Regions from separate parts of the Homo sapiens genome. Here regions 1 and 3 are each linked to region 2. Evidence: chromatin loops called from intact Hi-C (ENCODE). Cell type or tissue: PC-3. All regions are shown on one strand.

Evidence for each region. Peaks named below come from ENCODE experiments on the same cell type or tissue, not always from the same donor. Only the 100,000 strongest peaks of a DNase experiment are listed, where the experiment ranks them.
Region 1: a loop joins it to region 2, with 6 times the contacts of the local background. A loop is called at or near these places in 2 of 110 quality-filtered maps.
Region 3: a loop joins it to region 2, with 10 times the contacts of the local background. A loop is called at or near these places in 2 of 110 quality-filtered maps.

The regions. Positions count from the first base shown.
Region 1 is chr1:47,805,409-47,813,408 of GRCh38, reverse strand. All of the region lies in intron 2 of TRABD2B (TraB domain containing 2B), which reads left to right. Among named protein-coding and RNA genes, the nearest start is that of LINC01738, 120 kb to the right of the region's middle. In PC-3, no CTCF peak of the experiment used is centred here; no DNase peak of the experiment used is centred here; H3K27ac peaks cover 1,493 bases.
Region 2 is chr1:47,923,508-47,931,507 of GRCh38, reverse strand. All of the region lies in intron 2 of TRABD2B (TraB domain containing 2B), which reads left to right. Among named protein-coding and RNA genes, the nearest start is that of TRABD2B, 70 kb to the left of the region's middle. RefSeq lists enhancers at 227-396, 4,629-4,798 and a silencer at 3,977-4,271. In PC-3, no CTCF peak of the experiment used is centred here; DNase peaks (open chromatin) are centred at 4,157 and 4,717; H3K27ac peaks cover 3,679 bases.
Region 3 is chr1:47,866,036-47,874,035 of GRCh38, reverse strand. The region is part of intron 2 of TRABD2B (TraB domain containing 2B); the gene reads left to right. Among named protein-coding and RNA genes, the nearest start is that of TRABD2B, 130 kb to the left of the region's middle. In PC-3, no CTCF peak of the experiment used is centred here; DNase peaks (open chromatin) are centred at 2,075 and 3,365; H3K27ac peaks cover 6,151 bases.

The sequences.
Region 1 (8,000 bases), 120 kb after region 2:
TTTCTCTCATCAGTATTGAGCACTCCCAGACTCAACTCCTCTCCTTCCATCCCTGGCCACCTGGAGGTGCCCCCTCCAATCCGGTCCTCCTTGGCTACTGCCCAGGACTAAGGAAGAGCAGAGGTCCCCATACTGCTGGAGGGCCTGTGAGACCCCCTCCCTCCTCTGCAAATTGGTAATTGCTATGTGGTCAGACCAGAGGAATTAGAGGGGCCCTCTAGGAATTTCATACTGATTTTGCAAATGAAAATGGAGACTTGCCTTTTGAAGTTTAGGCAGCTGTGTCAGCAGGGCAGGTCTGAGACAGCAGGGAAAATAAAAATGACATGCCTCGAACCAATGGAAGCAGCTGCTTAATAACAATAACAGTGATAATGGTAACCACGGCTACCGCTGACTGATCGCCTCCCGTGTAGACCATTATCCCTCCATGGGCCTCAGTCAGCTCATCTCTGATTTCTCATCCATTCCAGCCTCCACAGGTGACTTGTCTACTGTCTGAAGATCAGGTAGAGAGGGTCATGTATGCTGCTTGGGTTGAGTGCATGGTCCATGGCATGAGATTGAAGACCCTCCACTACTGAATGTCTTCCAGCCCTGACTGCTGGCTCGTCTTTAAACACACCATGCTCCTCTATATCATTCTGCAGTTAACACTTTCTTTTTCTTTCTTTCTTTGTTTTTTCTTTTGAGACAGAATCTCACTCTGTTGCCCAGGCTGCAGTATAGTGGTAAGATCATAGCTCACTGCAGCCTTGAACTCCTGGCCTCAGGCAATCCTCTCACCTTAGCCTGCTGCGTAGCTGGGACTACAGGCACGTGACAGCATATCTGGCTCTTTGTTGTTGTTTTTAGAGATGGGGTCTCCCTGTGTTTCCCAGGCCTGTCTCAAACTTCTGGCCATCCTCCTGCCTCAGCCCCGCAAAGTGCTGGGATTACAGATGTGAGCCACCATGCACAGCCTGCGGTGAACACTTTCCTTCTCAACGCTACTCATCTTTGCAGCCCAGCTGAAGCCTGTGATTCCCTCACCGACTCCCAGGCTGGGTCAGAAACCCCTCTGAGGCCCCCAACCTCTGTGTTTTATTATTAACTTACCACATTATAATTACCCGTGCCTTCCGTCATCTCCTCCATCACCTTGAAGTTGCTCAAAGCTTTATAACTGAGGATAAGTTGGTGTAGGTGATTCTCTGGGACTTTCCAGTATGTTTTATTATTTTCCTCAATGGACAGAGTGTGTTCGGTTTATGAAATCAAAGGTAGTTACTGAAGAATAGAAATAGAAGATTCACAGCAGAAGCAGAGAGAGCTCGATGCATTAAGCCTGGGCAGAGTGGAGGCCCTGGGTATGGAGCCCCATCACTGGGGAACAAGGGATGCCACTTACTGCTCTGAGCCTTGGGTTTTCAATAATGCTGTCCTCACAGGGCTCTGAAGAAAAATAAATGAGCCTCCACATGTAAAGTATTTGGAAACATAGACTGTTGAAATCATGGGATGGTAGGTGTAATGTTCTGAAATGTTGGGCTCCTGGAATAGGTCTTCCAGAGCTAGGAGGTACTCCCACACCCTCCTGTTTCAGAGGAACCCTGTGGCCCAGAGAGTGGGTCTCACAGCTGGTCTGGGTCAGAGCCCACAGCACCAGAATATGCATCTCTGAGCGCCCTTGGACTTAGCTGTACTGAAAGCTAAAATCGAAGGGATCCCTTTGCCCTCCAACAGGGCAGACCCCACATAAACTCCTTTCCTGGAGACCCCAAGCCTCTGGGCCAGCCCCAGCCAGTCCCAACCATCAGCCTCCCTACCCACCCAGCAGAATGCTAATCTCATCATGTGGGTGGCTCCGGATTTATGAGCATTTCCTGGCATGACTTGAAGGACAGAGGAGGAACACTAGGATCTTTAAGGGTGGTCTTTGGGTGGAGAAACTAAGCATTCAGAGAAAAGAAGGAAAGAAAGCTAGGGTGAGTCAGGCTTCCCGATGCCCGCCCAGGAAAGCACTGAGAGCTCAGCCAGCCCACTGCAGGGCAGATGGAGGTGTGGGCAGCACCACCAAGTCCACGGGGCAGGCGACAGCTGTACTAGAGGCCAAGTCCATGCTTCTTGGGTTGTGGCTGGGCACTGGGTGGGCGATGGGGGGGTGGTGAGGGGAAGGGAGGAGGGCAGAGCTGCCTTCATCTTCAGTTGGACCTCTCTGCTTCACCCCTGCCTCCCTAGATTCCATTATCAACACAGCTCCCCCCACGTTCTTCTGCCCAGACTCCCCGTGACTTCACATCTCAGCAGGAAGCCACAGGCCTTCAAAGACCACAGGGCTCTACAGGCCCTGCCCACCACCCACCTCACTATGACCTCTCTCCCTTGTGCTGGAAATTCTCCACTTTCCTCTCCAGATCCACTTTCTGCTCTCCCTGCCCCACCCTGTGCATGAGCTGACGCAGCATCACCTAGGCTCCCGCCTTGTCCTCCCTGGCAGGAGATGGGCAGGCAGAAGGGAAAGGGAGTTGAATATTTCTTACCTCCGCCCACCCTTCTCCTCCTTCCCTGGCGTTGCCGTGGTCCAGGCCATGCTCAGCCATAGTTGTGCTCCCTTTCAAGCCTGTGGCTGTGCCAGGTCCAGATCCCTGCTCCCTCTCTTCCCCTAAAGGTTTAGAGACAGGTAAGCTTCCCCCTGCAGCTACTCCCTGCTGCCTCACTATGGCCTGCCCACACCTTCGTGAATATTCTGACAATCACTGCTCTTCAGTCACTCTTTCAGCTGAAATTACTTCTTTGGAACTCATCTCACTGGCAGTGTGCCACCTGGTTGCTGTTGGGTCCCTGCCTAACACAGGTCCGTCGCCTCACTCCCCCTTGCTCATGCATCTCCAGCCACATTGGCTGCAAACCTATCAGGCCTGCTCTGCCTCAGGGCCTGTTCCCTCTTCTCTCAGATACCCACGTGGCTCCCTCCCTCATCTCCTTCAGACCTTTTCTCAAATGTCACCTCTCATTGCAACCTTACCTGGACATCTTATCTAAAATGGGTGGCGGGGGGGCAGGGGGTGATGGCACGAACTTGTTGTCCTAGTTTATTGGGAGGCTAAGGCAGGAGGATCACTTGAGTCCAGGAGGCTCAGGCTGCAGCAAGCAGAGATCGCACCACTGCACTCCAGCCTCGACAACAGAGCAGGGCCCCAACTCTAAAAAAATTTAAAATAATAATAATAAAATATCAACTCCCAACACACACACGTGCGCGCGCGCGCGCGCACACACACACACACACCCTATATTCCTCTTTGCCTTATTTTCTCCATAGCAACTATCACTCTCCAACATACTGGATGGTTTACTTCTTGTTTCTTTATGGTCAGCTTTCTCCTACTGGAATGAAAGCTCCTTTAGGGTGGGGATCTTTATTTGCAGTGTTCACTCCTATACCTCCAGGGCCTGGAACAGCATCTGCTACATAAGTGCTCAATAAATATTTGTTCAATGAATGTGTAAATTAGTTCTTTTCAAAGGTGAGTAAACCAAGACCCAGGGAAGGAAAATAATTCACCCAGAGGTTCGTAGTGAAGAGTCCAGTGGTGACTAGATCCCTGGTCCCTGCTCCCAGCCCAGAGCCAGTCCACAGCTCCAGGAAATCTTGTGTTTATTTGGATGCCTGCTGCTCAGTAGCCCAGTGTCCGGAGACAGGATTCAGTGCTGGAGGCCTAGGAGACTCGGAATACTGAACAGGAAGCAGGGAGGTAGTCGGCATGGCTTTGGTGCTGCCGATGGGGCAAGGAGAATAAATAAATAAATCTCAGCCAGAGCCTGGCAGCTCTAACCTTTGAAGAAATGTCCCCCAGGCCAGAGAAGGCTTCCTGTGAAGTGAGCTGTCCTCCACCCCTACCCAGTGCTGAGAGATGATTTGGGCCCAGGGTCTAGCAGGCGCAGCTCCTCCCAGCTCTGCACCATGGGAGGTACTGGCTTCTGGCAGGGAGCTGCTCAGGGTGGGGGTCCTGTGACGGGCGACTCACTTGGCTTTCCATTCACTTATTCATCCTACAAGCATTCCTCAAGCAGCTGCTATGTGTGTATTGGGCACTGCACTCTGGGAACATAGTCAAGATGAAGACAGAGGATTTGCCTGACCTCAGAGCATTCATCCTCAAGCGGGAAGGACGAGTGTTAGTAATAAAATGGGGAGTACCTGGCCTGGGAAGTGTCAGGTGCTTTGGGGGCACTTAGCAGGGGACCCTTGCAGTCCATGGCTCAGAGTTCTCCTGAGGGAAGGAGCCTCTACAGCCAGGTGCAAAGGGGAGTGTCAGCTGGTAGATGGAGAGAGGTTTCCAGACAGAGGACGTGCAGAGGAGGGGATCCTGGGCAGGGAGCAAGGTTTCGTCAGCCTGGGCAGTGAAAGCAGACTGGGGAGGCCGTGAACCAGGTGAGGTTACCTTAGCAAGGGTGACCTCTTTCTTATTCTCATATGGCAGCTCTGACAGTGCACCACAGCTAAAGTTCTAACACCCCCTCTCCTTCCCAGCTGACAGCTTAGAACCTGGGCCTCAAAGACTGGCCCCTACTTGTCTCTTCTTGTCTGTACTTCCTACCAGCTGGTTGGGTGGAGGTGGCTTGGTGGGCCAGGACCAGGGACAGCAGAAAGAACCCAGACCTGCCAGCTGGACCTGAGTTTGAATCCTAACTCGTTAGTTCTTCAATGTGGGACCTTATGCAAGTGACTTTACCCTCCTCAAGGGCTCAGTTTCCTTGTTTGTCATATGGAAATAGTCCTTATCTGAAAGAATTATGGTGTGAGATGGTTTCCTAGCATCTTTACAATGCTCCATGTAATTGGGGGCTTGCTCATTAACCCTAACTTTGTCTCCCATCACTGTCTTCCTTGTTGGCTCAGCTTCAGCCACGCTGGCCTCTGCTTCTCCTCACATATGTACAGGGCCTTTGCACCTGCTGGTTCCCCTTCCTTCATCACTCCCCATCCAATTTACTGCTTTATTTTTTTCTATAACATATTCTGTATTAGTTCTCCAGAAAAACAGAACCAATAGAATATATGTATGTGTGTATGTATCTCTGTAAATATATATATAGGTATATACATTTTATACACACACACACACACACACGTAGTGTTGGTGACATTGGTGGGTAAGTCTAAAATTTGCAGGGCAGGCCAGCGGGCTGGAAATCCAGGGAAGAGTTGATGCTGCAGTTCAAGTCCAAAAGCAGTCTGCTGGTAGAATTCCTTGTTCTTTGACAGGGTCAGATTTTTTCTAGTAAGGCCTTCAACTGAGCGGATGAAGCCCACCTACGTTATGGAGGGTAATCTGCATCTCAAAGCCTACTGATTTAAATATGAGTCTCATCTAAAAAGTACCTTCACAGAAGCATCTAAAAAAAGTTTGACCAAATATCTGGATAGCGTGGCCTAACCAAGTTGACACATAAAATTAACCATCACAAGTTCACCCCTTCTCAGTTGGGCTCCCATACACATCTTCAACCATACTGAATCTCCAAATACTGACAATAACATGGCCATAGTTCCACCTAACATGATGCTGCTATCCTGCATACACCAAAAATGCTCTGTTTCTTTCCCCAGAAGAGGATGCAAAGTCTTTGGGTGACATTTACTTTTCTTGATATCCTGTACCTTAAATATATGATGTAAAGCTAACAATACCTAAATACTATAAGTCAATATATCTTATGTTATATGATAAAGGGATGAGAGGGAAGAAAGCAAAGATATTTGAGATAGAAACACACACACAGACACACACACACACAAATATGAATAACAAAAGAGGGAGGAACTCTCATCACAATTACAGTTCTCATCTCTGTCACTGGTCACGTTATCATAGCTGGTATTGCTGACTACCTTCTTCTACTACCCATTCTGTATTCTCTTTGCTTTCAACAACAACCTCAACTGCTCATGGTTCTTAACCTGGCGGCATGACCCAAGCCTTCATTGTTGAATGGTCTGGGCCATTAGTAGTCCTGTCTGGATTGGGTTGTTGTGGTTTTCCATTGACTTTAATCTCAGGGTATGGTAATACTAAGAGATGCCCTAAAAGGTCTCCTGCATTCCAGAAACACTCTTCCTCACCTCCACTGGGGTGGCAATCTAATTTCCCCCTTGGTAGTCAGGATCAATCATTCCAGGCAGCATAGTAACCCCTTCTTTGCCTGTTGACTCAGAGGTGTGAGGAATCCATGTGGCTGGGTGGCAGTCTTCACTTCCAGTTTAATGAAGCCATTGTTGTGTGTCCAACATGCTGCATATTAGTATTTTTACTAATAATTTATGTATTCTCACTTTACCCCTCTAGCAGGTGAGCTCTGTAAGGGCAGGGATTTTTAAAGTCTGTTTTGTCCCTGGCTAACTCCCCAGCACCTAGAACAATGCCTGGTGCTCAGGAAGAATGGCTGAGTGGATTGGGGCCTTTGCAGTGATTCCCTTGGGCTTTGAGTTGGGTGAGCAGACTTGCAAGCTGAGAGCCAGGCTTGTCCCAAGGGACCCTGACTCTAAACCCTCTTCTTGACTAAGGGGGTCCTGCTGCCTTCTCAGTGCCATTGCTGGGCCATCAAGTGAACATAGGCCTTCAAGTCTACCATTCCAGCCCATCTAGGACTGTTTACAGGACTACTCTGGAACAATAAACCTGTTCCCACCCTCCTGGCGCCTGCCTCACTCCTTCCTAGTTCCTCGTTTGAAGACGTGTTTAAATTCTGGGCCTACATTCAGCAGATGCCACAAGCCATTTCATGTCCAGCCAGCGTTGGTGAGGGGAGTCCACAGAGGATGCTCTGGAGCTCCTGGTGGCTGGGCCTCCACACAGCCATCCAGGGTGAGAGAGGCAGCTCTAGCCTTCACCCGATGTTTGTTATTCCATGTCAAAGCCTTATCATAAACATTATCCTAGAGTGGGCCACCGAGGCTATGTACAAAGAAGGTTTGTTATTCTAAGGTGGCCAGGAGCAGAAGACATCTCGAGTCTGAGCAGCACCAGGCTTGGGAATTCAGGGTGAGTGAAAGAGAGGCAGGAGTCAGGGCCAGGCGCTTCATTATAAAGCCTGTGTACTTACCACCCTTGCTGTGCTGGCCAGTTGGCACATCTGCCTCTAAAATGAGCTCTGCACAGATGGAAGCCAAGTCCAATTAATCTACTAATCTCAAATCCCTGCAGAGAGGAGCTGAAAGTAAATGTTTGTGAATGAATGGATGTAGCTTCCCTCTGTCTGTTGGAAGCACCAAGGATGCTGGTGAAGGAGCACATACCGCGCTGAAGTCCTGGTTGTGAGAACCTGGTCCGGTGCCAGACGTAATTTCAAACCCCAGCCCTGTCTTTTACCAGCTGTGTGGCCTTGTGCCCATCACTCCCTTCTGCTTCTTTGGTTTCCCATCTTTGACTACGGACAACATCCCTCTTGGCTCTCTTCCAGGGAGAGCAGAGGGAGGGCCTACAGGACAGTGGTTAACTAGGAGGATACATTCCAGGCCTGGCCCAAATGCCTGATCCATCCCTCTCCAGCTTTGTCACCTTTGGCAAGGTATTTGATGTCTCTTTGCTGCAGTTTTTTTTTTTTAATTAAATGGAGCTAATAATAGAGTTACCTCAGAGTTGCTGTAAAGATTAAATAAATGAACATGAGTTTAGAAAGTTCCTGACACATAGTAAGTGCTCAATAAACATCGTAATCCTGGTAATGAATGGATGAAGACTTCTTTATAAATTGCAAAATGATGGTACGGGGCAGGAGGTGTAAGGGAAAGTGCGCATGATTCTGGATCAGCATACCTCTTCTTGCAGTGCTTCCTGAATGTCTGCTAATGGAGACATTGGGATTCAGCAGGAAACAGAGAGGCAGAGAACAGGGACAATTCAGTGAGATAAGTGTCTAAGGAAAAAGAAGGACAGGGGTCTTTGGGAGACACCAAACCCCACCGAGGTAGGGAGAATCAGGATGATAGGCTTGGGTTTCAGTCCTGGCCCCAC
Region 2 (8,000 bases):
CAGAAAACAGGCACAGCATCACTTCTGCCTGATGTCTCAGTCAAAGTAGTTGCAGAACCCACCAAGATCTGAGGAGTGGGGACATAGACCCCCTGCCAAAGGTCTTCTCAGCACACGTGTCCAGATGGAGAAAACATAAGGTGGGGTATGGCTGCTGGTGGCGAAAAGAGAAAGATCTGGCTATACCTTCATGGGCCTGCATTAGAGGCTCTCTAAAGTTCTTCCTGCTCTAGAACAATCTAGGACTCCAAAGCTGAAGCAAGAATAATCAACTCACTTTTTTAAAAAAGAAGGAATCCTAAAGCCTGTACAGGACAAGTGGCCTATTCTACACATAATCATTCATTCGTTAGCTCATTCATTTATTCCTTCACCCATTTGTTCTGATCTCTTCTATGTGCCAGGAACTGTTTTAGGTGCTGGGGATAGAGCAGTCGATAATACAGAAAAGGTCTCAGCCCTCACAGAGCCCATATTCTGGTGAATGACACAGGATATATAAAGTAAGCAGATGCCCACATTCTGGAATGTCAGTGTCACAGATTGAAGGTGGCCACGGTTTTTACATTGCTCCCATCAGGAAGGGGTGGTCTTTGGGAGCACCAAGGGAGAATCAACAGCTGTGGGGTCGGGTCCCAGCTCGTCTCATAAGCTGCTGGTGAGACCCTGGGTCAGTCCCTTTTCCTTTCTGGGCCTCAGTCTGCCTGTCTGTAAAGGGAGGGACATGAGCATGTTCTAACCACAGAGAGCCCTGGAGGTGAAGGCCACTGGGAGGGAGAGAGGAGTTGTGTGATTCACAGGCTTGAGATGTTCTTTCTCGGGATAAGGGATCCTTGAAGAGGAGACCAGAGGATGAAGGCAAAATTAGTCTCCACCTGTTTGTTGCCAACTATAAGCCAAAGTATGTGTGTGTCTCCTGTCACACAGCCAGTTCTGAGGCTCCTGCTGTCCTTTGAAGCCTCTGCAGGGCAGTAGCAGGGAGGAGGGCAGGCAGAGCAGGCCTGGTTTACTATCGCGGACTCGTAGCTCCTCTCTCCCCACTTCCTAAGCCACCAGGGGCCTTGTTCTGCTCCAGGATGTGGCGCTGAGGAGTAGCTGGAGTCAGCCAAGAGCTCAGCGCTATCCTCAGGGATCCAGATCCAGATGCCCAGAGAAACCCCAACACCCCTCAGGAAGAGGCTGTGCACTCTGCTTTCGCCTGCCTTAATCTCTAGGGCTAAAGCTTTGTCAAAGCCAAGATTTCCCTCATAAATCACCTGGCCTCCTGGTCTTTCTCTTCTCTGGCATCTCCTATCAGACACTGAAAGGCATCTGGGAAATTGGACCCTAAACCTTGGCGCACCATGGCTCAGGATCTGCCTTTTGGCAGGGAGAAGGGGAAGGGTGTGCTGTTCCCCACAGCCTCCACTCCAGAACTGGGCACCTCCCTGGCTGGGCCTGGGGAGCCAAAGACGAGGGAGAGTTGGTCTCACAGTGTATCACAGTAGAATTGGTATGTATGTGGAGCAGGGAGGTGGGAGAAGTAGGGAGCCAGGTATGCACGTAACCACCTCTTTTCATACCAGAGCAGGGCATTGGGGGGCTGGGCAAGGGCATTTGGCTCAGGACATGGAGCTAGAGACAGTTAGATGTTTCTGACAGGCCCATTTGGCTAAAGAGGAGCTGGGCAGGGAAAGCCTGGAGGTGAAGAGGGAGATGAGGATGTTGCTGGAGTTGTCCACACCAGGTTTAGTGTGCATTGCCCATCGTTACAGCATTCCTCCAGTGCTAACCCTGCCCAGCAAATGCGCATGAGCACCCACTCTGCCAGGTCCCGAGCTGGGTTCTGAGCATGCAAAGTGAAGGCCGACCCCTGGGAGTGCAGTCTAGCCAGATGAGGGCAGTTTTGTGGATCAGAAGGCAGAGATTGGTAGGTGCTAGGACACTGGGTCCTTCAGTGGGATTTGAGAGCACAGGATGAGGGAGATGACACTTTTATGCACATCCAGCAAGTGCTGATGCAATGTCTGCCCTCTGCCAGGCTCTGAGAATGAAATGGGGAGCAAGGAAGAAGTATTCTTGCTCTGGAGCTTAACAGTTCAGAGAGAGGACTGATAAACACCCAGGCAATCACAGTCCTCTTAAGTAAAGACTATGACCAGGGGATGGCACAGAGCAGGGACTCTAAAATAGCAGGGGATTCAAGGAAACATCCAGAGGACCAGGGAGAGGCAAAGGAGGCATCTAGGACTCAAAATTTAAGGAGGCTCTCTCTCTTCAAGTCACACAAGTGCAGGGTTGGCACATGAGACTCAGGACCTCTGTAAATTCTGTGCTCCAGGTGCCTTGCTTGCCTCATCCTAGTCCCAGTTCTGCAGGAAAAATGTATGTCTAAATTAACATCTAGGCTGAGACATAAAGGCTGGGTAGGAATTAGATAGAGGGGGCTTTACGAGAAGAGTATTGCAGATAAAGGGAACAGCATGTGTAAAGGCCTTGAGGCAAGAAGCATCTGTGCCCAGAGACCTGCAAATTGTCTAATCTAGGGTCAAAATGCAAGGCTGAGAGGTAGATAGTCTTGTAAGTTATGTTAAAGCAGTTAGGGTTTTACCTGGGAGATCAATTCCAACAGGGGATCTAGTCATGAACTTTCAGAGGACATGATGTTTAGGCTGGGCCTTGAAGGATGACCAGAATCCAGACATGTGAAAATGAGGGATGTGAGCCTGAAAGAGCTCAGAGTGAGGGCCTGAGGGACCCTTCAGTCCTGCATTCATCAATCTTACTGAGCATGGGCTATGTACTAGTACACTTAGGTACCACAGTAACTGATGATGTTTGCAGATTGACTTTTTGCTAGAGGATTGGACTGGGAACTCTTCAGAATTTAAAGGATAAGTCAGTCTAGACTTTAAGAGCCTTGCTATCTCTTCCTATTCTTTCCCTTCTTCTCAGCTCAGCAACTGTGTCTGCATTGTTGGAGGCAGAAAAGCAGTCTTTTCACAGATTCTTGGGCCCAATAATCATGGGGTGTGGAGTTTAGAGGTTGTGGAGTGCAGATGAAGGCAAAGCTTGTGAACATCAAACATGAAATGCATGCAGTGCAAGGCATCTGATGCATCATCTCATTTTAATCCTCATCATTAATCCTAAAAGATAGCTATTATTATACCCATTTTACAGGTGGCAAAACCAAAGTTCAGAGAAATTAGTTAGCTTTCTTCCTAGGCCATAGGGTATGTTATGGCAGAGGCAGGATTTGAACCTAAGTAGCTCTGATTTCAGGGCCTGTGATTCTTCCTTTGCACTGCACTGCTACTTGGGCCCATGTCTACCACTTATTTACTGTGTGGCTTCCTGTAAGTGACTTATTTCTACTGGGTCTCAGCTTCTTCACTGGTAACATGAAGGGGTTACGTTCCATGGACTAGAACAATACTTCTCAAACTTTACTGTGCCCACGGATCACTTGAGGATCTTGTTAAAATACAGATTCCAATTCAGAAGTTCTAGTGTAGGGCCCAAGAGTCAGCATTTCTGACAAGCTTCCAGGGGATGCTTATGCTTCTGGTCCAAGACTGCACTTTGAATACGAAGGGCTTAACCCTCTCCAAGGGTCCCCCATCCAGAAAGATTGACTCTTGTTGGGGAGAGAAGCAGAGGTCTTGCTCAGGCGAAGATTATTCTTGCAATTCTTTTTCATTCCATTCAGTTTCTATGCAAAGATCAGGGCAAGGAGAATGTCTCCCATTTCGCAGATGAGGAATCAGAGGCTCAGAGAGGAACAGCGCTTGCAGGGTGCCTTTCCCCCTTTGACAGCTTCTTCTTGGCACACTGGAGATCAGCCTCTTTAGTAGGCACCTCCCATAATGGATGGCCCCCATATTTCCCCTAATGGGGAGGACCCTCCTGACAAACATGGAGTGTTTTTTTATGGCCTCAGTGTTTTTCTGCTGCTAGTGGCTGCTGGAGCATCTGTCTGTCCCTCACTTGCAGCCTGGTTAGACTGAGACAGGCCTGGGCTCTCTGGAGGGAGGTGCTCTGAGAAGGAGCCAGCTTCAGCCCAGAAGCCTGTCCACGTGCCTGCAGCCAGCTCCGTAGTGCTTGGCACTGGCAGGCTCACGTTCCATGGGATGGCTTTGGGCTTGTTGGCTTGGAAGGGAGAAGGCACCGGAAGAGTGGATGTTTGCAGTTGGATTTATAGGCTCTGTATTTACCATATTGTCAGGGAGACGGGGCTGCAAGACTGACTCAGCCAGAGCAGGAAGGCTGCACCCGGCACCTCTGGTGGTCTCAGCACACCCAGCCCTGGGGCCACTGTGCCAGGCCTTCACCAAGACCAGCTTAGCCTCTGTCCTCACCTTCACTCATGCAGGTCCCCCTCCCAAGAATGATCTCTTATCTTGTGCCATTCTCAATCTTAGTCCTGCTAGACCCTCCAAAGGTCTTCAAGGCAGCTTTCCCACTCACCTCCATCAATCCTTTCTTTGAACTTGGCCTGCGTCATACAATCCAGCACTTGCCTACCATAGTGCCTGTGTATAGATGTATGCTGCATGGACTTGTTTGTGGGTGGATCTTGTTTTTAACCTACTTCTTGAACCTGGGAACTAGGATGTATACTGAACCTGCATCCTTCAGCTGAATACACAGTCAGCGCTTAGCAAAGACTATAGGATGAGCTCTCTAAAGCAAGGCAGGAAGGGTGTGCTGGAGAGGAAGGGAGTAGGGCTGAGTAGTTGGCACCAGTCTGTGGTGCTGCATGCCCCAGGGAATTCCTCTTGGCCTCCTTCCTCTAAAAAATGTTTGGAAACTATGCCCTATCCTCAACCCTCCCCATTCTCTCCAACCCCTCTGTACCCACAACTATTGGGTAGTAATGCCTGCCCTTCTCAACAGGAAGAGGGCCTGCCGCCAGATCTTATCCCACAGCATGGGAGGATCTGGAGGTGGTCTAGGTGGATGCCAAGGGAGGGGTTTTAAAAGGACAGAGTGCTTGGCACAGCCAGGACCAACAGTCCTGCAAAGTGGGAGAGCCTTGGCAGATCAAGTAGGGTTGAAGCACAAGCACTCATTCCTGGAGCAAGAGCCTCTGGGATGCTTTCCTCCTCCCCAGATGCTGGGAACACCTCATCCCCAGGAGCCCCCAGGAGCCATGACTTGGCCCGGGCAGATCTACAGTGCAATAGAACGCACTATTGGAGCCGTGCTGCTGTATGTATGAGATTTTACTTCCCCAGTCTTATCCTTGGGCCTCGGTGCCTTTTCCTCTGTGACATGGTAAGAAGTTGAGAGGGCAGGGACCCAGCCTCTTCTTCTTTTTATTTTTGAGAAGGAATGATTCCTTTTTATTATTCGTAGATAACATATGATTTACCTAAAATATCAAAAACGAATTATAAGAATAAACAAGTGACTTTAGCAAAGTCACTTGATACTGTGTCCACATGTAAAAGTCAATTAGATTTCTACGTATCAAAAACAAATAGAGCATAACATTTAAATGATTATAACATTTGCATCACACTTATATGAATGACACAGGGAAAAGTTGAACAGAAGAGGTATAATTCTTCTATCCTAGAACTACAAAATGTATTGAAAGAAAATAAAGATATAAATAAAGGAAGATATATACCAGCCTCTTCTTTAATCCCTCTCCTCCTGCACCATGGCAGCTTAGACTTTTCAGACATTTCTTTCTTGTCTCTGTAAGAAAGGATAATGATACTTGTAAATGGATGTAAGAATTCAACAAAATAATGCTTGTAAACTGCTTAGCCTATGCTTGGCATGTAGTAAGTGCTCAGAGAAAGAAAAGCTCCATCTCTTGAACTCTGAGAGAAACACTTACTCCTTAGGACAAACTGTGTCCTCTGAGATCTAATTTAAACCAAACCAGAGCATGAGGCTCCAGCATCTTCAGCACTGTGTGAAATGGAGATAATAGAAACTACCTCACTGAGTAGCTTAGTGAGGATTAAATGAAAGAAAGTATATAAAACAGAACTTGCTAAGTGATTAGTTCTCAGTAAATGTTACTTGCTGTTGCTATTACACTGCAGAGATTTTTTTTCCCATTTCTTTGGAGGTCAGTTCTTGAATCTCGTGAAGTAAAATCTTAATCGGAATTATTTTCAGTATAAAATAAAAAAAATCTTCTTTCATATCCTTGTTCTTTGCTTTCTTTTTTCAATTTAATTCCTTAATACTTTTTGAATTCTTTGTTTATGAAGGATAAAAGGCTCTGAGAAGTGCTAATATGTTTTTAAAGTCTATTTTCTATAAGATCCTCATGAAACTGTGTAAGGACACCAGAGGATGGGATAGGGATGTTTTGAGGGAGAGTAACAAGAAGGACTGGAAGTCAAACTAATCAAACTGGAATCATGAGAGTTTCTATCCTACCTTAGGAGGTAGAGAAGGTGAGATCTCTGGACTGAGTTTCAAAAAGGCTTGATCAGTTTGCTGGAAATATTAAGAGAAAGATTCAGTTACTTTCTGGGCTAGGTGACTTCCCAGGAATCAAAGCCATTGGGGGTCACAGCCTAACAGTTGACCCTGGCCCCACACTGAGCCAAGCGCTGCCTCTGGTTGCAGACAGAGACTTGCCCTTTTCACAGGAGTAGGTTCTTAGTCACTAAGGGACCATGACTAAGAAAGGGTGAGGGATAGCTCCCTGCACCTTTCCCATCCCCAGGCAGGCCAGCGGGAGCACCGGTCCTCTGCCCTAGATGGCCCCAGAGGAAGTTTCTTTCACTGAGAGAAGTGACTGCAAGCAGAGTGGTGGGAAGAGGTTTTGAACTTATGTGTCCTCTGCTTGCTTACTTCCACTCCTCTTTCAGGCTAAGAGCAGGCAAAATTACTGCTTTGAAAATGCCACGTCGTTTGTCCAGCAGTCTACCCTGGGTTCTGTTGGCACCCTCCACAGCTGGGGGTCAAGTCTGAGAAGGTGGGAACTAGACAGGGGACAGAAAGGGCTGGGTGCATCTGTTCCAGCTAATAGGATCATCTTACATCATTCAGTGTTACCCAATCACTGCTCCTCTTGTTCTCAGAGAAAGCAGCCTTGGCTTGAATTCCTTAAGGGACCATGTACCGGGGTAGGAGTCCACGTTCTGAGCATCAGGTGTAGGCTGGGGAGAAGAGCTTTTCAGCCCTAAGTTGTACTTTTCATTTCACAATGCACTGCTGTACTGTGTTCTGCTTTGATCTGCCTGAGAGCCTGTTTCATTCCTCAGATGGTTCTGAAGGGGGTAAACCTTGGTCTTCTGAGTCCAGTTCCTGGAAGCAGCCAAGATGCTTGAGCCGGTAAATTTCACTGTGACTCCCTTTCCACCTGTGGGAACCTGGACAGGGACTCTGGTATGGGGGAGGCCACCCACGTATTCCGTGGCAGAGTGAAAACTTCCCCTTGAATCCTAGATGCAGACCCAAGGCTCTACAGCTGCCCCTTTGAGTGATACTGAAGGCTGAATAAAGACCGGAAACATTCTAGACCATAAATCTCAGGCCACTTTCATAAGTCGGGTTCTCCAGAGAAACAGAACTAATAGGATGTGTGTGTGTGTGTGTGTGTGTGTGTGTGTGTGTGTGTGTGTGTGTGTGTGTGTATGTGTGTATGTGTGTAGAGAGTGAGAGAGAGAGATTGATTTTATGGAATTGGCTTACAAGATTTTAAAGGTGCAGGTCCACAGTCTTCAGGGTAGACCAGCAGACTGGAGACCTAGGGAAGAGTCCAAGGTTATCTGCTGGCAGAATTCCCTCTCCCTTGAGGGAGGTCAGGCTTTTTCTCTTAAAGCCTTCAACTGATTGGATGAGGCCCACCCACGTTATAGAAGTAATCTGCTTTACTCAAAGTCTACTGATTTAAATATTCACCCCATCTAAAGAGATATCTTCACAGAAACATCTAGAATAATGTCTGACCAAATATCTGGATACCATGGCCCAGCCAAGTTGACACATAAAATTAACCATCATCCACATCTAAAGAGCCAGTTATGATGAAAAATCCCTTT
Region 3 (8,000 bases), 57 kb after region 2:
TTCTCTAAGACAGGGTCACAGTCTGGCCATGGTTAGCTTTGAGGCAAGTGACAGCAAGTTCTCCAGTCACACATTTTTCTCCTAGCATCTGTGTCCTCTCATAACCCATGTTCTTACACAGAAAGCCAGTGTTTTGTCTTAAAAGGAGAGAAAAAAAGCAAACACCTACTTTATATAGTGTCAGAATGACTCCCAAACCGACTCTTGGTGTTTAGTCCTTTGTATTAATTCATGCAGATTCTGACATAGTAAAATAATGTGCTGGACAATGTTCTAGTCCCCAGGGCCTGGCACACAATAGATTCTTGGTGTGGTCCTCTCTCAGGCTTCACAGGGCCACCAAGACCGTGCATGGCTTGACACGTGTTCAGACCTTCTCCACTGGGAGTGGAAAATCAGTCGCATGGTCTAGACAGGAAAATCTGCTGGTGTAGACACATCTGGAAGATGATGCAGCCAACACCCTGCTTCCCTCGTTGTCCTGGTCCTGTGAGCTTGCTCTGTGTAGCACACGCCCTCGCCCCAGCCACATGCTGTCTGCTGCCCCTGCTGACTTTTGCTTGTAAAGAGTGTATGTTTGGAGCTCTTTAGACAGTGAGCCAGAAATGGATATATCCACCCCATAAATTTGGTAAAGAGAGGCAAATAAAGACTACCTGACATCAACATTGTGGACACTTTGGAAAAGCTCCCTTACTGGTACTTGGGTGAGCCACACACCAGCTTCATCCCTCACTCAGGTTCTGGGCTCTAAGCATGGGAGGTGCTATGGTCCAGATGTTTCTATCCCCCCAAAATTCACATGTTGAAATCTTGACCTTCAAGGTGATGGTATTAGGGTGGGGCCTTTGGGAGGCAATTAGGTCATGAGGGCTCTGCCCTCACGATAGGATTAATGCTGTTAATGATTAATTTTGTTAATGATTAATGATCGGATTAAAGCTACCCCCTAGAGCTAGCTAGCCCCTTCCACCAGTGAGGACATGGCAAGAAGGCACCATCTATGATTGCAGGAAGTGGGCCCCACCAGGCACTGAATCTGCCGGCACTTTGATCTAAACTTCCCAGCCTCCAGAACAGTGAGAAATAAATCCTATTGTTTATAAATTTCTCAGTCTATAGTATTTCATTATAGCAGCCCCAAAGGACAAAGATAGGAGACATCATTGTCTGTCAGGCACAGGAGCCCTGAGGGCCCCACAGGTAGCAGCCATGCCCAGGTCAAACTCCCAGCCTTCCCCCCACTCCCTGGACCTTCCCCACCAACCCAGTCTTCTCAAGGGACTCCCTATCCCTCCAGGGAGCCAGATTCTCCCCAAGATAAGGTAAATAACGTATAAGGATTGTTCTCATGGGACAGCTTCTTAGTAGACATCTCAGTCCTTCTCTGACTCTTCCTTGGCCTTACTTCTCCCTCACTCCATCTTCATTCTCTCACCATCTATACCAGCTGCCCACCCACTTCTGCTCAGCTGCCTCCCCACATGCACATGGGGAGTTGAAGCCAGAGAGGTAAAGGCAATACTTGGGCTGGGAGTTGGGACCCCAGGCTGCTAGCTCTGTTGCTGCCCCTGTTCCTTGTGGGGCCTGGCATTTACCTCTTCATCCATCCATCCATTCCTCCATTCATTAATTCTTTTCAGTCTCCCGGAGGTGGCAGGGAGAGTGGCAGCCAGTGAGGTCTATGAGGTTAAGGAATACAAGCAGCCTGCTCAAGGTCATCTGAAACCACAACAGCCAGACTTGCAAGCCTGAGCCATGACCCAGAAAGGGAGTGGAATGTTATCCTGGGAGGCCAGACACAGGTCCAGAGGGACTGGAGTGAATTAGACTGTAGATGCAAAACAGGCCTGAGCCCACAGACATAGGGTCCCCAGAGAGGATGGGACTAGTGCTGCCATGACCCTGCATGCTGCTGTCCTCCCAAGGTGCATCAGACCGACACATCACACACCTGGTCCATCCTGAACATGGAACTGCCCTGCCTTGCAGGAGCCCAGAGTTCAATGGCTCATTAATAGACTCTTGTTCCCCAGAGCAGATGCAAGATGACTCATATCCCAGATATCCCTTGGGAGTGCACCAGTGCACTGACGCACAGGCACCTGTTGGCCCCCTTGGTCCTTCTCCTTCCTTGGAGAAGTCCCTGATCACTGCAGAGGCCATTTGGCCATTGTTTGTACCAAGATCCCCATGTTGCTGGTGTAGAGAGCTAGTCACTTCCTGGGGGGGCCAGGAGGAAATGGATGAGCGATGAAAAGACAGAGCACTGGAATGGAGGTCAGAGCACCAGGATCCTTAAGCAGGCTCTGCCTCTAACCAGCTCACTGGGAACCACTGCCTTCTCAGGGCTTCGCTTTCCCTACCTGTGAAGTGGGCAGGGTTAGCTCCCTCCAACACATCTTCCCACCTGTCCCGACCATCTCTGGCTCTGAGTGTGTGAGCGGCAGGTATGAGCCTTGCAGGAACCAGCCCACAGAGGATGAAAATGGTTCCACTCCCTGGGCGGCCATTCAGGGCGGTTCATTCAGGGCTCCAAGTCATTCTGTTCAGTAGGCATGCAGTGTGTACGTGTGGCGGGGTGGCTGTGGGGGCTGGTTTGTTTTTGAAAGTGAATGAATTTCCTTGCTGGCTCTGAGCCAACTTGCCTCCTGTCAGATTTCAAACCCTAATCCAGGTCTGGTTCTGGTTACTGCAGGGATTGAGGGCAGGGGAGGATCTGGGAGGGGCCACACTGACGGCGTATGCTGGGGTTTCCTGGGTCCTTTGCAGTTCACCCAAGCACATTCTCCTGCTCCTGCCCACCTCTCTAGCTTCCACCCTGTAACTCTCATAACTCTCAGCCCCTTACTACTTGGGCAAGTGACTGTGCCTCAGTTTCCTTAACTGTAAAATGGGAATAATATTATCTACCTCATAGGCTTGTTTGTGAAGATTAAGAAGAGTCAACACATGTAAAGCACTTAGAATAGTCTGGCATATAGAAAACAAGAAAAGATGTAGGTGTAGCTATCATTATTACCCTGATTATGATTATTTTTATGCTGTATGCTCTAACCCAAAGGAATGTCTCCCTGCAGTCCTGATGCTTTATAAAATTCAGTGCCTCCACATTCTTCATATGCTGTTCTCCCTGCCTAAATGCCCTTCCTGGTCTGATCTGCCTAGACAATCCCATTGTCCTTCAAGATTCAGCTCAAACTGACCCATCCTCCCTGACACACTAAGTTTAAGAGTGCATCACATCCCAGTCAGGCTTCCTGCTGCACTTTGTTCCCATTTAACGTAGGTCATGCTGGCTTGTGATGTACCTCCTCCCATGTCTGTGTCCCACACTAGACCCTGAGCCATTTGAGGTTAGGAAGTACAACTGATTCATTTTTGTGTCACTAACACAAGCACAAGGCCTGAGGCAGGTGATGTGGGCAATGCATGTTTCCTTCCTTCCGTGTGTGCTGGAAAACAGGAGGGGACGTGCGCATGAGTAATCCTGATGCATGGTGACAAGTGCCATCATAAAGACACAGACAGACATAGGTGGGTGCCTGGGAGAGGGATTCATTCTGATTGAGGCTAGGGGGAAGGGGTGTAGGAAATTGAGGAAGATGAGGTAAGGCTGTGAGCCTCCAGCTAGTTGTGGAAGTGCTTCATAGGTGTAAACTGTTCTGCAGCTACCAGCAACACAGAATTCCCATCAGTTTTCTCTGTGTAATGCAAGAACATCATCATACAGTGTTGTTTATCGTCATCAGAGCTGGGTTCAGGTCTGCATCTCTAATGGGGAGTGATCTATCCACTGATCTCCAGGCTCCCCTCCCTAACCCCCATCTCTACTTCCACTCTGAGATGAAGGCCTGCTTCTCCCTTGCAGTTACAGGTGGGATGGGAGTACAAGAAATACCAGATAACATATTGATTGGTGAAATTTTAAATCTTTAGCTGCAGGTTTCCTTGCCAGGTAGGCAAAGGCAATCATTATTCAAGGTAAGAAATGGGGATCTTCAGTCCAGCTCTTGGGACGCTAGGTGTGCTCAAATTACTGTGTGGTTCCCTGATTGGATCCTGACTGATACCCAGGGGCTCCCACTTTCTTGTTGGTCTGATGGGTTAGGTCTGCAGAGAATCTCCCCCTCCACCACCCTCATACCCCTTCCATAGCACAACTGCTGGGACCCAGCCCCAGCTGCCTCCGTGGCTTCCAAATGTTCTTTGCTTTTGATTTGCCTTGATTTCCCAAACCGCATGTGATTGGGAGGGAATGTGCCATGTGTTTCTGATTCAGCTCTCCTGTGCTCAAAGGCAATGCGATTTTGAGCGCTATCTGATGGCCATTGAGCCTCAGAAATAGGTTCTTCAAGCCTTCTTTTCCTGCCTTCTCTCTGCCCTCTCCCTTGATGAAGAAGAAGTAACCCTGGCCAAGAACTGGTCAACTCCACAGCCCCAAGACTTGGCGAACCAGTCCTTACCTCCCCATGCTGAATCTCTGAACCTGGGAGACTGCAGATATCCAGAATGGAAAACAGGGTGCCCTTTGGAGAGGACACATGCCATCACAGCATCATCTTCTTTTGCGGACCACCGTGGCGCATGTTTGCTTAAATCGGTGATCACACCTGTTGTTGCTGACTGATTTGGTGGTTACAATGAGTTTACTTTCCAGCACATTGCAGACCTATTGCTGGAAATCAGAAAATATTTTTATTTGTCTTAGGTTCAACAAGTCTTGAGACTTTTCCTTTTCTTTTTCCTGCTAATCAGCAATGTCTGTCCATTTATTTAGTAAAATTTTATTGAGAACCAACCTAATATGAATGGTTTTGTATATATGTATACATGTATGTGTATGAATGGAATATGTGTAAGACAGTTCCTACCCTCAAGGTGGGAGAAATGAATACTTCAAGAGACAATTCCATGACATGGAATTCTTATGGGGGAAGCACAGGTAGAGGATGAGCATAATTCATTTGGGGGAAGGAGGGAGGGAGGAAAGAAGAAGGGGACCAATTAGGGGAATCTTCCCAGAGGCATCAAACCTTTCTCTAACTGCTGCGTGATGCTCATGGGCAGAGTCCAGAGTGAGGACCCAAGAAGGGACTGTTGGGATGAAGAGTCTCCAGTTTACCAACAAATGAATATCTCAGTTTTTACAAAAATGACTGTGGACACTTGCCCAGCTGGGGAAGATGAAGTCTACAGTTCAAAATTCCTTTATGTTTCTAGGCAGATTGCGCTTGAGTAGAGTGATGTCCCCCTAGTCTGGACCGTGCTTTAGAGCAGTGGTTCCCAACCTTTTTGGCACCAGGGACCAGTTTGGTGGAAGATAATTTTTCCACAGTCTAGGGTGAGGAGGGTGGAGGGGATGGTTTAGTGATGAAATTGTTTCACCTCAGATCATCAGGCATTAGATTCTCCTAAGGAGCATGCAGCCTAGATCCCTCACATGTGCAGTTCACAATAGGGTTCCTGCTCCTATGAGAATCTAATGAGACTGCTGATAGGACAGGAGGCGAAGCTCAGGCGGTAATGCTCGCTCACTTGCCCACTGCTCACCTCCTGCTGTGTGGCCCAGTTCCTCGCAGGCCATGGACATGTACCAGTCCATGACCCAGGATTGGGGACCCCGCTTTAGAGTCTACAGAGTCCCAACCATGACCTCATTCTCTCTTCCTTCTGTCCTTCCTTCCTCCTTTGCTGTCTTCCTTCTGTCCTTTCTTTCTTCACTGAAAAGTGTTTACCAGCCATATGTCAGATGCTAGATTAGGCTCTGGGAATAGTGATATCCAAAGTCAGCACAGGCCTTGGCTTCATAAAGCATGTAGTTCAGGAATTCATGTCATTTTAAATTGAAGAATGATCCTGTCCCTCTAGACACCAAATGCGAATGGTGCTTTGGGACTTCTGAGTTGCTCCACATTGAGGTTTTCTGTAAAATAGTTCCCTTTTCCTCATTTCACATTAGGTAGGAATTCAAGAGAAACAAACAAGGAGACGGTGTTTTTTCAGCAATCAGGTTCACCTCCTACCCCTTTCAAACAAATGGATCTCCTCTTCCTGCCCTCGAGGTAATAAAGGAAGTCCAAACTCCATTTCAGGCCTCCAAAATTGGAGCTTCCCAAGCATTTTACCCCTGATAAAGCATCGATTTCAATGATTCATCTCCAAAAGTTTTGTTATTGATTCCAGCCACATTTTGCAACACTCTGTTGGTTGCTAGTATTTTAAAATAGCACATTTCATGTTTGCTTTTTTGAGCCCATTTCTCATTGTTTCCCACGTATTTCCAGTGAATGAAGAGATTAGTGAGTGCATCATTTTTTTTTCTCATAAAGGACGAAAGTTAAACATCCTGTTCTGACTGCAGAGAAACTTTCAGGTTTCTGGAATCCATTAAAACCCCAAATGTCACAAGAAAGTTACTCTGGAGCTGCAAAAACACAATTTTACACTTCTGATGTCCATTGGGCATGTTTGCCTGTCCTTGGAAGGGATCACCATTTTCTTTCTTCACTCCCTCTGTCCTTCTCACCTTCCTTCCAGAAAAATGGAAGGAAGCCAGCGCATGTAATGCTAAGTACTTTGCAAACATTATCGTATTTAATCCTCCTAGCAGCCCCTTCTGAAGCTCAGACAAGCTGGCTAACTTGACTCAAGTCACCCACGAGGAAGCAGCACGTGCAGCCCACACTTTGTTGCATTTTTATCAGTTTCCTCCCTTCCTACCACCACCAGCTCCTAGTTTCACATCCTGATGCCACACCATTTTTTTCCCCACTTTGTAGAAAAAGATATAGATATGGAAGCCCGGATGTTGGTACAAGCTAGAAAAGAACCAACATTTTTGCCTTCCCTCTTGGCTAAAGTCCATGTTTTCTCATGTGTAAGCAGATGTGCCACTGCAAACATGACAGCCAAGAGTGATTTCAGAGCATCTGGGTCCACAATCCAGGGCAGCACTGTAAACGCAGTTGTCATTACACATTTCACTTCCTTGCAGGAGACAGGCGGGTGGCTGTGAAGTTTGTATAGCTGAGTGTAGGGCGGCCTCCTCCTACCAGCAGGTAAGGGGCAGATTGGCTGTGACAGGGCCTGAGAATGGAGGTCTAGCTGGTTGCAGCTTTGCAATCAAATCTGGGCCTTTGAAATCCATTAGTAGCTCATTTCTAGACCTTGGGGCGCCCAAGGCCTTTCAGCCTGCCTTCATTTGGGTGTTTGTTAGAAAGTCAGGGAATAACAGGCTTGGACAGGCCCAGTGGGATGGAGAGGGGTCCAAGGGGGAGCACAACCATTGGATTGCATCACAGGCACTGCCAAGTTATACATCATAGGAGGAACACAGCCAAGGGGCCTCCTCTGGCTTATCCTTCACCCTCATTCCAGCGCATGCCTTGGGAATTTTCCAGGACTCTCCTAGACTAGGAAGGGTTTGGGAAGTTTGTGCTGGTGATAGTAGGGTTGGCAAACAGGGAGCGCTGCCCTGGCTGGGCACTCAGTGGTTCAGAAGCATCAAGGAAACTGAGCCAGTGTCTTCCCTCTCACAGCATGGGAAGCAGTCAGGAGGGGCTTCCCTGTGGCCTCACAGTGACCCTCTGAAAAAGGGTAGGGTGTAGAGAAATGGTCAAGATGCCTAAAGTCAAATTATATCTCTTGAGCCTTCTCTGATCTTCCAGGAATTAAAGGCTCCCTTTTAATACAGAAATTTGCTTTTTGCTCTTGACTGTCTTAGCCAGCCCTGAACTGAGATACTGGTCCTGTGTCTGCCTCCCTGGACTATGACTTCCAAGGGACAGAGCCCCTCGGACATCGACTTTAGAGCCTGGGTCTGCTCGTTCCTGCTTGTTCCTGATGTTTTATATGCCGAGGCTGATTTCCTTCCAGACTGGGGGTTGCCAAGCACATGGACAGGGCTCACCTTCCTGCTTGCGCACAGAGCAGAATACAGTGGCAGTGCAAATGCGCTCTTTGGCCTGTGATGATGATTAACAAGAGTCAAAGTACTT